Linked DNA regions of Homo sapiens: region 1 is linked to region 2. The links are chromatin contacts, found by Hi-C or POLR2A ChIA-PET in ENCODE. All regions are on one chromosome and are shown on one strand. The core of a region is the stretch at or near the end of the contact, and the rest is flanking DNA. Distances in the headings are between cores, read along the strand shown. Region 1 overlaps PRKCA (protein kinase C alpha). Region 2 holds the start of CEP112 (centrosomal protein 112).

Region 1 (5,156 bases), core at 2,655-5,154, 250 kb after region 2:
GCACAGGCTGAGAACAGGTTTTCTCCATCATAATAAATATCTGCCTGTGACTGGTATAAATGTCGATGCTTCTCAAACCTTAAGAAACTTCCAGCATTTTGTTTTGTTTTTCAAATGATAAGTTTCTTATTCATACTGCTTCTAAGCATTGGGAAAGAAGTAACTCAGGGAGTTTTAAAAAGCTTTTATTTTAAAGAGGTCTTGTCTCCCAGGAAACATAACTTTTGGAAACAGTTTACAAAGAATTTGCTTTTTCTCACTGACAGATAGGGTGTCTTTTGGTGGGAGCAGAGCCCCAGAGCCAGAGGACCTGCCTGCTTGCTTGGCAGTCCCCCGAGCAGACACAATTTAGGAACAGGAAACCCTAGAGAAACCTGAGTCAGGATGCTGTGGGTCCCAGAAGCAACTGGGTAGTTGTTTCAAGTTTCCTTTTTTTTTTTGAGCGGGGGGTGGGTGGGGCGGGGGCGGCTTCAAACTGGAGATTAGCAAAAATGAGTTGGATATTTCCTTAGACAGTTCAAACCCTCATAGGTGAACTCATCTCCGTCTCTGTTTCTGCTTAGTTTTCTGCACATCCTTTCTAAGAACTCACTTATGTCTATAAATACCTTTTAACAGGTTCTCTTCATATTTGGATACCAGGAGTAAATAAGTGATTTTGCAAGTATACTCAAGGATTCTGGACTAGGTGCTACTGTGCCCTTTATACAGTCTGGTGGGGTTTGGGGGGTGGGTGTGTGTGGAAAAGAGAAACTCCCAAACCCTCAAAGAGGATGGGGAACAATGTCCTGAAAGAACAGGGCTCAGGCAGCAGAAGAGCTGAGGGGTCTCTGTTCTGAACGGGTCCCCCTTCTCCCTGCCCTTCATCTTGTGTGACTGCGGTTGAGAAAGACCTGCAGGATTAAAGGATCTGGTGACCTTGGGACCCCGCACTTGCTTGGCAGTGACAGTCCTGAGGAACTGTATTCTTTCAGTTCCTCTATCAGCAAAGCAGCTCAGTAGGTAAAGGGCGAATTCCGGCATTTCAGTGTCTCTTGCCATGGGTAGCTCTCATATTTCCAGTTGATGATGTCTGGACACGTGCCCTTGTGAAATGAGTTGAGTGGTGTGAGATTGGGAGCCCAAACCTGTGAACACCCAACTGGGCTTTTTCCTGGCCATAAAAAGCTCGAATAATGGAGAGCTTTAGGAAACAAGTTGTTTGAAAACTCTGTTGAGTTGGCTTTGAGCATTCGTGGAACATTATTTTTAAGAACCGGTTATTTCATTTAAAACAGAGTAAAAAGAGAAGATGATTGTATTAGTCTGTTCTCATATTGCTGCAAAGATACTACCTGAGACCAGGTACTTTATAAAGGAAAGAGGTTTAATTGATTCATGGTTCTGCATGGCTGGGGAGGCCTCAGGAAACTCACAATCATGGTGGAAGGGGAAGCAAACATGTCCTTCTTTACAGCGCAGCAGGAAGGAGAATGAACGAGTGCTCAGTGAAGGGGGAAGCCCCTTATAAAACCATCAGCTCTTGTGAGAAACTAACTCTCACGAGAACAGGATGGGGGATACTGCCCCCCATGATTCAATTATCTCTGCCTAGTCCCTCCTACGACATGTGGGGATTATGGGAACTACAATTCAAGATGAAATTTGGGTGGGGACACAGCCAAACCATATCAGTGATTGAGGGGAGAACAGGGAATGAAACATCCCCTCTCAACAGTGGTAGGAATAATGGCCTGTCATCATTATTGTCAGCAGTAACTGACATTTCTTGAAGACCTCAGTGCATAAGGCACTGTACTGAGCGCTTTATATTCTGTGTCTTGTTTAATTTCATTCAACCCTCCCAACAGCCTGTACTACATTAAATACTACTGTTACCCACTTTTCTTTTCTTTCTTTTTTTTATTGAGACAGAGTCTTGCTTTGTTGTCCAGGCTGGAGTGCAGTGGCACAATCTCAGCTCACTGCAACCTCCGCCTCCCAGGTTCAAGTGACTCTTCTGCCTCAGCCTCCCGAGTAGCTGGGACTACAGGTGTGCACCACCATACCTGGCTAATTTTTGTATTTTTTAGTAGAGACAGGGTTTCAGCATATTGGCCAGGCTGGTCTCGAACTCCTGACCTTGTGATCTGCCTGCCTTGCCCTCCCGAAGTGCTGGGATTACAGGCATGAGCCATCGTGCCCGGCCTTTTACCCACATTATACAGGTGAAAAAAATTATGTTGCTCTACCATTTCCACAAATGGCATAGGCTGGCCTATTACTGTCCTTTTCCAAAATACGTGTCTCTCAAATAGCTCTGCAGCTCTTACAGGGCTCCTCGTTGTCCTCTGTGCTTTACAGTTTGAGATCCTTCACGTTGGAGGTTTGTAGAGGACCACAGTTGCAAAATAGGGTGCCTGGGGTCTCTGCTTATCTGCATTTTGTCAAAGGATACTATAGGTCATGGCGCATGGTCTTTTGCTGATGTTCGTTTTGGCAAGAAGCACTATTTTTCATCATTTGCCAAGAAAACCTTTTGTGCATTTTACCTTAAGGACCTGGATAGCATAAGCAGAGAAAGGGAATCAGCATTTCCATGTTTTGAAAAGTAAAACAAGACTCTTTTTGGTCTTTGCGCCCCCATGCCCTAGAAATCCCATAATAAGTGCAACTGTCTCCTTCTGCTGATGGATTTCCTAAGTCATTCCCAGAAAGAAGTTGGGTGCTTTGTATTGTATTAATATATTCATCCTAAATAAGGGTCTTGGGGTTTTCCCCCCTTCCAAGATGTATTAAGAAGGTTGCTTACTGTAGGCTTTGATTTATTTATTTCCTATGAAATGCCAGAAACACCAAGTCCTAAAATCCTAGATCCAAGTCATTGACTTCTCAGTGATTATGACCACATTGAATTGATTAAACTCAAGTGACTGACAAGGCGAATAAAAATAGCCCAAAATGAGTCCAGACCCCATGGTTTTAAGAGCCCCCCACCAGTTCCCTAAAGCTACAGGACGGAAAGGACTCCTGATCCTTTGTACCTGAAGAGTGTGGTGCCTAACGTATAGCCAATGTTCATTTGTTTCTTCTCTCTGTATTTTATAAACATAATTACTTTGAATGAATTGGGTTATTCGGGAAGTCAGCACATGTCTCCATCTCCTGCTTTCTATTTCTAGAGTCCTAAGATAGACTTTGCTGACAAGAAGAGGCCCCTGCCCCTTCAGAGCTTAGAGTGTAGCAGAGAGATGGGTATTCAGGAAATCCTCAAATAGTGACAGAGCCACAGCGGCAGTGAGTGACAGGCAGGAGAACTATAGGATGCTGGAAGTGCATACAACCGGGGTGTTACCTAGTCTGGGACTGGTGGTCAAGGGGGCTTTTTTGAGGCCTGGACAACCCACAGACCGAGGGTGGGCTAGTGAGAGCCAGTGAGGGACACTCTTCAAGATCCCAGCACTTAAAAGATTGGTTGGGCATGATGACTCAGGCCGGGAACCCCAGCACTTTGGGAGGCTGAGATGGGAGGATTGCTTGAGCCCAGGAGTTTGAGACCAGCCCTGGCAACACCGTAAGACCCCATCTCAATGAAAAGTAAATTAGTCAGGGCCGGGTATGGTGGCTCATGCCTGTAATCCCAGCATTTTGGGAGGCTGAGGCGGGTGGATTGCCTGAGCTTAGGAGTTTGAGATCAGCCTGGCAACATGGTGAACCCTGTCTCTACTAAAAATACAAAAAATTAGCCGGGCGTGGTAGCAGGCACCTGTAATCCCAGCTACTCAAGAGGCTGAGGCATGAGAATTCCTTGGACCCGGGAGACGGATGTTGCATTGAGCCCAGATCGCGGCACTGCACTCCAGCCTGGGAGACAAAGCGAAACTCTGTCTCCAAAAAAAAAAAAAAAAAAAAAAAAAAGTAAATTAGCTAGGCATGATGGTACGTGCCTGTGGTGCCAAGCTCCTCAGGAGGCTGAGGCAGAAGGATGGCCTGAGGCCAGGAGTTCGAGATTGCAGTGAGCTGTGATCACACCTCTGCATTCCAGCTTGGACGACAGAACAACGCCCTGTTTCCAAAAAAAAAAAAAGATTGGGGTGCTCTTAAGCTCACAGTTCTGGCCATCTCCTCTTTCCTAAGTGGAGGGAGATCGTGGATCCCTGAGGGGGAACCTACTTCCCCTTTCACTTCAAAGTCTGCTTCTGTTTCTAAAAATGAACTGAAACCCCATCTGTTTGCTCATGTATTTGAAAACCCTTGAAAATGTTTATTTTTGTACATCTTCATACGACTCTCGTCTCAGAGCTGCTTCTCCTCTTCAGGTGGTTTCTGGGCACACTGGGGACGTCTGTGCACCTCCTCTGAGTGGAAGTCAATGCCTGTGATCCCCTTTCTAAAGGAGGCACGGATAGCTGCTGTGCGGTTTTTTCAACCTGTAGCCAGTTTTCATGTTTTTGTTCTCAAAATAATACTTTTTTTTTCAGGTGAAGACAAGGAACATTTAATTTACACTGAAATGATTTTTCCTCTTAGACCTTCTGAAAGCTATGACGTATGTATATTTATACCATAATAGATGCTAATGGTGTCCTCTCTGGGTGATGGTCCCAGAGATGTTTATACCACGGCATTTCACTCCACTAATAAATGTGGGTGGATGGATGGACGGGCGGACAGATGGAAATATCACACAGGACTGTGCCCAGGTTCCAGACAGTTTGGCTTTAGGGCCCCAACTCTGCCAAGGGATATTTTTTATATAGCATCATGTTTTTCATCATGATGTTAGTCTCTCTCTCTTTTTTTTTTCTTTGAGATGGAGTCTCGCTCTGTTGCCAGGTGTGAGTGCAGTGGCACGATCTTAACTGACTGTGACCTCTGCCTCCTGGATTCAAGCGATTCTCCTGCCTCAGCCTCCCAAGTAGCTGGGGCTACAGGTGCCTGCCATGCCTGGCTGATTTTTTTTTTTTTTAGTTGAGACAGGGTTTCATACTGGCCAGGCTGGTCTTGAACTCCTGACCTCAAGTGATCCACCCACCCAGGCCTCCCAAAGTGCTGGGATTACAGGCGTGAGCCACTGCACCTGCCTGTAACATCATGATGTTACAGTCCCCCAGCTCCTCACCTGGCCTCCCTGTACCCATTCCTGGCCCCCTCCCTCCTTCAATCTCTTTTCCACT
Region 2 (5,003 bases), core at 630-3,129:
AGCTGAAATCATGCCACTGCACTCCAGCCTGGGTGACAAGAGCAAAGCTCCGTCTCAAAAAAAAAAAAATTGAAAATGAAAAATAAATAATTTAAAAACAAATTACATCATATTCACAAATTGTATCTAAGTTCCAACTTATCAAAAGTTTCATACCATTTATCAGAATTGAAAATTTAAATTACTGGAATTGAAAAATAAGTAAAGCAACATCTTTGGCTTAGGCTTAGAGTAATTATAGTGTGCCTATCAGTTATATAAATTATTTCAAAGGTAACCCAGGTGACGGACGTTGCAGTGAGCGTGAGCTGAGTTTGCACCACTGCACTCCAGCCTGGGCCACAGAGCAAGACTGTCTCAAAAAAATAAATAATTCCAAAGGTAAAAAAGAAGTAAATTGGGTGACTCTTGCTTATAGCTACAATCTATATTTGGATCATGTCTTTTATTAAACTCACCCATGCTGCCTTTTTTTAAACTTCTTTTTGGACAGCTACAAAATGGGCTTACCTACCCTACAGTCAGCAAACATAACCAAACCACAAGTATTAAAAGGTCTGGGAAAAAAAGGAGTCACAACTGCCAAGCAAAGAATACACTTCATTCATATCACACTCCTTGCCAAACAAAACAAACGTTCTTGGAAGTTGTGTAAAACCCATTTTGTTCAATCAAATCATATTTTAAATATATTGTGGGTCATTAAAGAAAACTGGAAACGTCGACAAATTAAAAAGGATTAGAGGTGCACGTTTTCTCTGGCTTACACGTGTGGATGTTTTGACAAGAGCCTTCCCTGACTCTACCCGTAGCTCAGTGTGTGCTTTAGAAACAAATCTCAGTTTATTCTCTGGCCCGGCCCTACCATTTCCGCACCATTTCCATGGTCATTTCACAGAGGAAGAAGGAAGCTGAGGCTTAAGTGAGGTGAAGTCACTGACCTAGGTTCTTAGTGGACAGTGACAGCTGGGCCTGAACACTGCACAAATTATTAATACCATGCATTCCACTAAGCTGCAGCCTGACCACTGTGGAGAGGCTCATGGAATTTAATGTGCCTTTTCTATCTTATTTTGACTCATCTTAAAATATTAAAAACAAATAAAAGTAGCCGTGCAATGATCAGAAAAGCTGTTCACATTTACTTATGTCGTTCTCTTGAACACTTAAAAATAATTAACTCAGAAACACAGGGTAGCATCCTACATGCGGCGGTGCTGGGCTTGGGCCTCTCCAAGCGGCCTATGACTTTCTGCAAACCAACCAGCGCCCTGGTTCTGTCCCCGCAAATCCAGCTGATTGTTCTGAGACTCTTTTCTGGGACGGAATTGAAAACTCCAGCGGTGCCGTTCCTGGCAGTCCCTTCCTCGGCCCGCCGAGGCCCAGGCCCAGGCCGCGCTCCTACCTTGTCCAGGACACAGATTTCCTCTCCCAGTCGCAAACCCTTGGGTCAGACTCTTGGACCACGTCAGACCGATCAAACCGGCTGATCAAACTTTACTTAGAACTTTCCCAAGTCGTCCCGGCCTGGATCGCGCTCTGCCTGCCGGGGACACCACAGCGGGCAGCGCCGGGACCCCAGGGGCGCGCGCCCCCCAGGCCCGGAGAACGGGCCCAGGGCCTGAGGGCGACGCCCCTTCCCGAACGGGCCCGCAAGGGCGGGGCGGCAGCCACCGGCGCAAAATTCCACTCAAGAACCTGGTGGGAGGGGCGGGGGAAGGAAATTCAGAAAAAAACGAGAACCTGGCACCACCACACGCAAGCTTTCCGCTCGGCCGCTGCCGCCAACGCCGCCGCCACCGCCGCCCCTGCCAAACGGTTTCAAATCCTTGCGGGCCGCTGGGTCGCCGCCGCCCAGCAGCCCGGGGGCGGGGACTTTCGCGCTCGCATTTCCCCGCCCCCTACTCCACCCCTCTAGCCTGCGGTGCGGTTGCCATGGCGACGTTCCCGGCGGCGGCGACCACCGGCGCCCCAGGCTGGGGGCGGAGACTTCCGCGCGGGCATTTCTCCACCCACAGGTGGCGGCGTGCGCGCGGCCCCGTTGCCATGGCGACGCTCCTGCTGGCCCAGCAACCGCCAGACTCGCACCCCAGCTTGTGGGCCCCTTGGCGGGTCCCCAGTCGAAGCTTCCGGGATAACCCGACCACAGTTTGAATGCTGCTGCCCTCCCGCATCCCGCGCAGAGTCGCTTATGATCACCTTAGGGGCCGTGGCGAAAAAATAAGGGCACAGAAAATGGGGCGGCTGGAGGATGTTCACAAAAGGGGTGATCCGTTATGTGGACAGACATCAGAGTTGAATGGGTCTCAAGTGAAAATTTCCTCACTCTCTGATATATCAAAACCCAAGTCAAATTCTTCAAAAGGTTCTTTTTAAAACCTATCTCACTGGAAGTAAACACCAACAGCTAGCTCTTCCTTGTCTCAAAGACAAATCATGCTAAGGAAAATAAAGGGTACAGAATGCTTTTAAGAATGTTTAGTTTTCAAAAGCATACTTGAACATGTTTATAACTAGGGAATGATATATAATCCAGATAATTAGTACTGAGAATCAAGGATGCAAAATCAAGCATGCAATTGCAGGAATTTAACCAGTCAGTTAATACATTCAAGATAGATAAACTGGCCGGGCGGGGTGGCTCACGTCTGTAATCCCAGTACTTTGGGAGGCCAAGGTGGGCGGATCAGGAGGTCAGGAGATCGAGACCATCCGGGCTAACACGGTGAAACCCTGTCTCTCCTAAAAATACAAAAAATTAGCCAGGCGTGGTGGCACACGGCTGTAATCCCAGTTACTCGGGAGGCTGAGGCAGGAGAATTGCTTGAACCCGGGAAGCAAAGGTTGCAGTGAGCCGAGATTGCGCTACTGCACTCTAGCCTGGGCGACAGAGCGAGACTCAAAAAAAAAAAAAAAGATAAACTACCCTACTCCAGCCTCAGGAGGAGGAGGACATTGGTCAAAGGAAACAAAATTTAAGTTAGATTGGAGGAATAAGTCTAAGCGATCTATTTTACAACGTGGTGACCATAGTAAATGATAATGTATTGTGTTCTTGAAAATTGCTAAAAGAGTACATCTTAAGTGTTCTCATCACAAAATTAATAAGTATGTGAAGCAACGCTTATGTTAATTAGCTTGACTTAGTCATTTCACAATGTTGTGCATAATAAATATATGCAATTTTTAGAATCATAAACTGCATTGCTGAAAGAATATGAAATGAATTTGACAAATGGTGTCTAAATAAACATGAAAAGAAAAATAGAAGATAAATAAATAGAAGATAAATCAAAGAAAAAATGTAACAAGCTCAAGCTCATCTCAGAGGAAATAACTATAGCAGAAAAATATAACTGAAAATGAAAAATGTCTTTAAATATTTCCTCTACTTAGGTGAAAATAAGATGAGTAGATCTCCCTTCCCGCTTTTAAGAACAAGCTGATTGTCATTTTTTTCATTTATATATATCATTTTCATTTATATATTTTTCATTCATATATACACACACATGCAAATAAAAATATTAAGATATGCATAGAGAGTTTTATTATTTATGTTATATGTATATAACATGAAAGGGATACCAGCTTGAGCCTGAGCTGTGTTCACCTTAGAACTCAAGCCTACATGTCATGTTTAGACGACTGGTAGGCAAGTTTCACTTGGAAACTCCTTACCTGAGAACCAAGGAACCTCCTAGAAATTAAGTCATCCTGGCTGAGCATGGTGGCTCATGCCTGTAATCCCAGCACTTCGGGAGGCTGAGGCAGGTGGATCATGAGGTCAGGAGTTCAAGACCAGCCTGGCCAATATGGTGAAACCCCGTCTCTACTAAAAATACAAAAATTAGCAGGTGTGGTGGCAGACGCCTGTGATCCCAGCTACTCAGGAGGCTGAGGCAGGAGAACCGCTTGAACCCAGGAGGTGGAGGTTGCAGTGAGCCAAGATCACGCCACTGCACTCTAGCCTGGGTAACAGAGTGAGACTCTATCTCGAAAAAAAAAAGAAAAAGTAAGTCATCCTAAAGAGATCTGGTTCAATGGCAATATGCAAAATTGAAGGGGAAAGTGATGATGCATGAAGCAAAGTGTTGGCCGTGAGTTGCCCTTCATGTAGCATCTTCCTCTTTGTATAAGAGAGTGATTCCTAATCTTACAGTGTAAAGAACTTCCTTTGAGAATTTTCTTTTTTCTTTTTTTAGAGGCAGAGCCTGGCTCTGTCACCTAGGCTGGAGTGCAGTGGCATGATCATAGCTCACTACAGCCTCCAACTCCTGAGCTCAAGCAATCCTCCCACCTCAGCCTCCCAAGTAGCTCAGTCAGAGACAGAGCACTATGATAGGGTAGTTCCATCATACACAGAGCACCCATGTGACTCACCCTGGGGACCTCTACAAATATTTGGGAAGAAATTGCTGAACTCAGAGCCTATTCAGGAACCTCAAGGATGAAGCCAGGTAAATATTCTCTTGTCGGCCAGGCGTGGTGGCTCACGCCTGTAATCCCAGCACTTTGGGAGGCCGAGGCAGGCGGATCACGAGGTCAGGAGATCGAGACCCGCCTGGCTAACACGGTGAAACCCCATCTCTACTAAAAATACAAAAAAGAAAATTAGCAGGCGTGGTGGTGGGCGCCTGTAGTCCCAGCTACTTGGGAGGCTGAGGCAGGAGAATGGCATGAACCCGGGAGGCAGAGCTTGCAGTGAGTCAAGATCGTGCCACTGCACTCCAGCCTGGGCGACATAGCGAGACTCTGTCTCAAAAAAAAAAATATATATATATATATATATATATTCTCTTGTCACTGTTGTAGTGTAGCTCCAGGCTTATGTGGCCTAAAAAATGCAGTGTCTTATAAATGTTTTATGGCCAAACACCTATGGTAATCAATGAATTTTCCTTCTACGTCTAGTTACTGCATAAAGATAATAATCTTCCAACTCAATGTACATTTATTGAACATCAGGTATATGCAGGCATATTAAGGGAATGTTTCCTCCA

What was found. A loop is a pair of places that touch in the nucleus more often than their neighbours do. ChIA-PET counts read pairs that join two places held with the same protein, here RNA polymerase II (POLR2A). Pooled maps may share reads with other maps.
Region 1: a pooled map shows a loop between it and region 2 (4-fold over the local background). The contact joins the enhancer-like site here to the promoter of CEP112 in region 2. A Hi-C loop is called at or near these places in 2 of 37 single-sample maps with no recorded cell type and 4 of 50 pooled maps. POLR2A ChIA-PET finds 5 or more read pairs at or near these places in 1 of 52 experiments (activated T-cell).

The regions. Positions count from the first base shown.
Region 1 is chr17:66,437,292-66,442,447 of GRCh38, forward strand. All of the region lies in intron 2 of PRKCA (protein kinase C alpha), which reads left to right. Among named protein-coding and RNA genes, the nearest start is that of PRKCA-AS1, 23 kb to the left of the region's middle. RefSeq lists a silencer at 306-506 and an enhancer at 4,174-4,373. Within about 2 kb of position 3,905, at least 5 of the 41 ENCODE cell types and tissues checked have a DNase peak (open chromatin) inside an H3K27ac peak, as active enhancers do.
Region 2 is chr17:66,190,254-66,195,256 of GRCh38, forward strand. It overlaps CEP112 (centrosomal protein 112), which reads right to left and starts at 1,880. Exons shown (of 27, transcript NM_001199165.4): 1 at 1,744-1,880.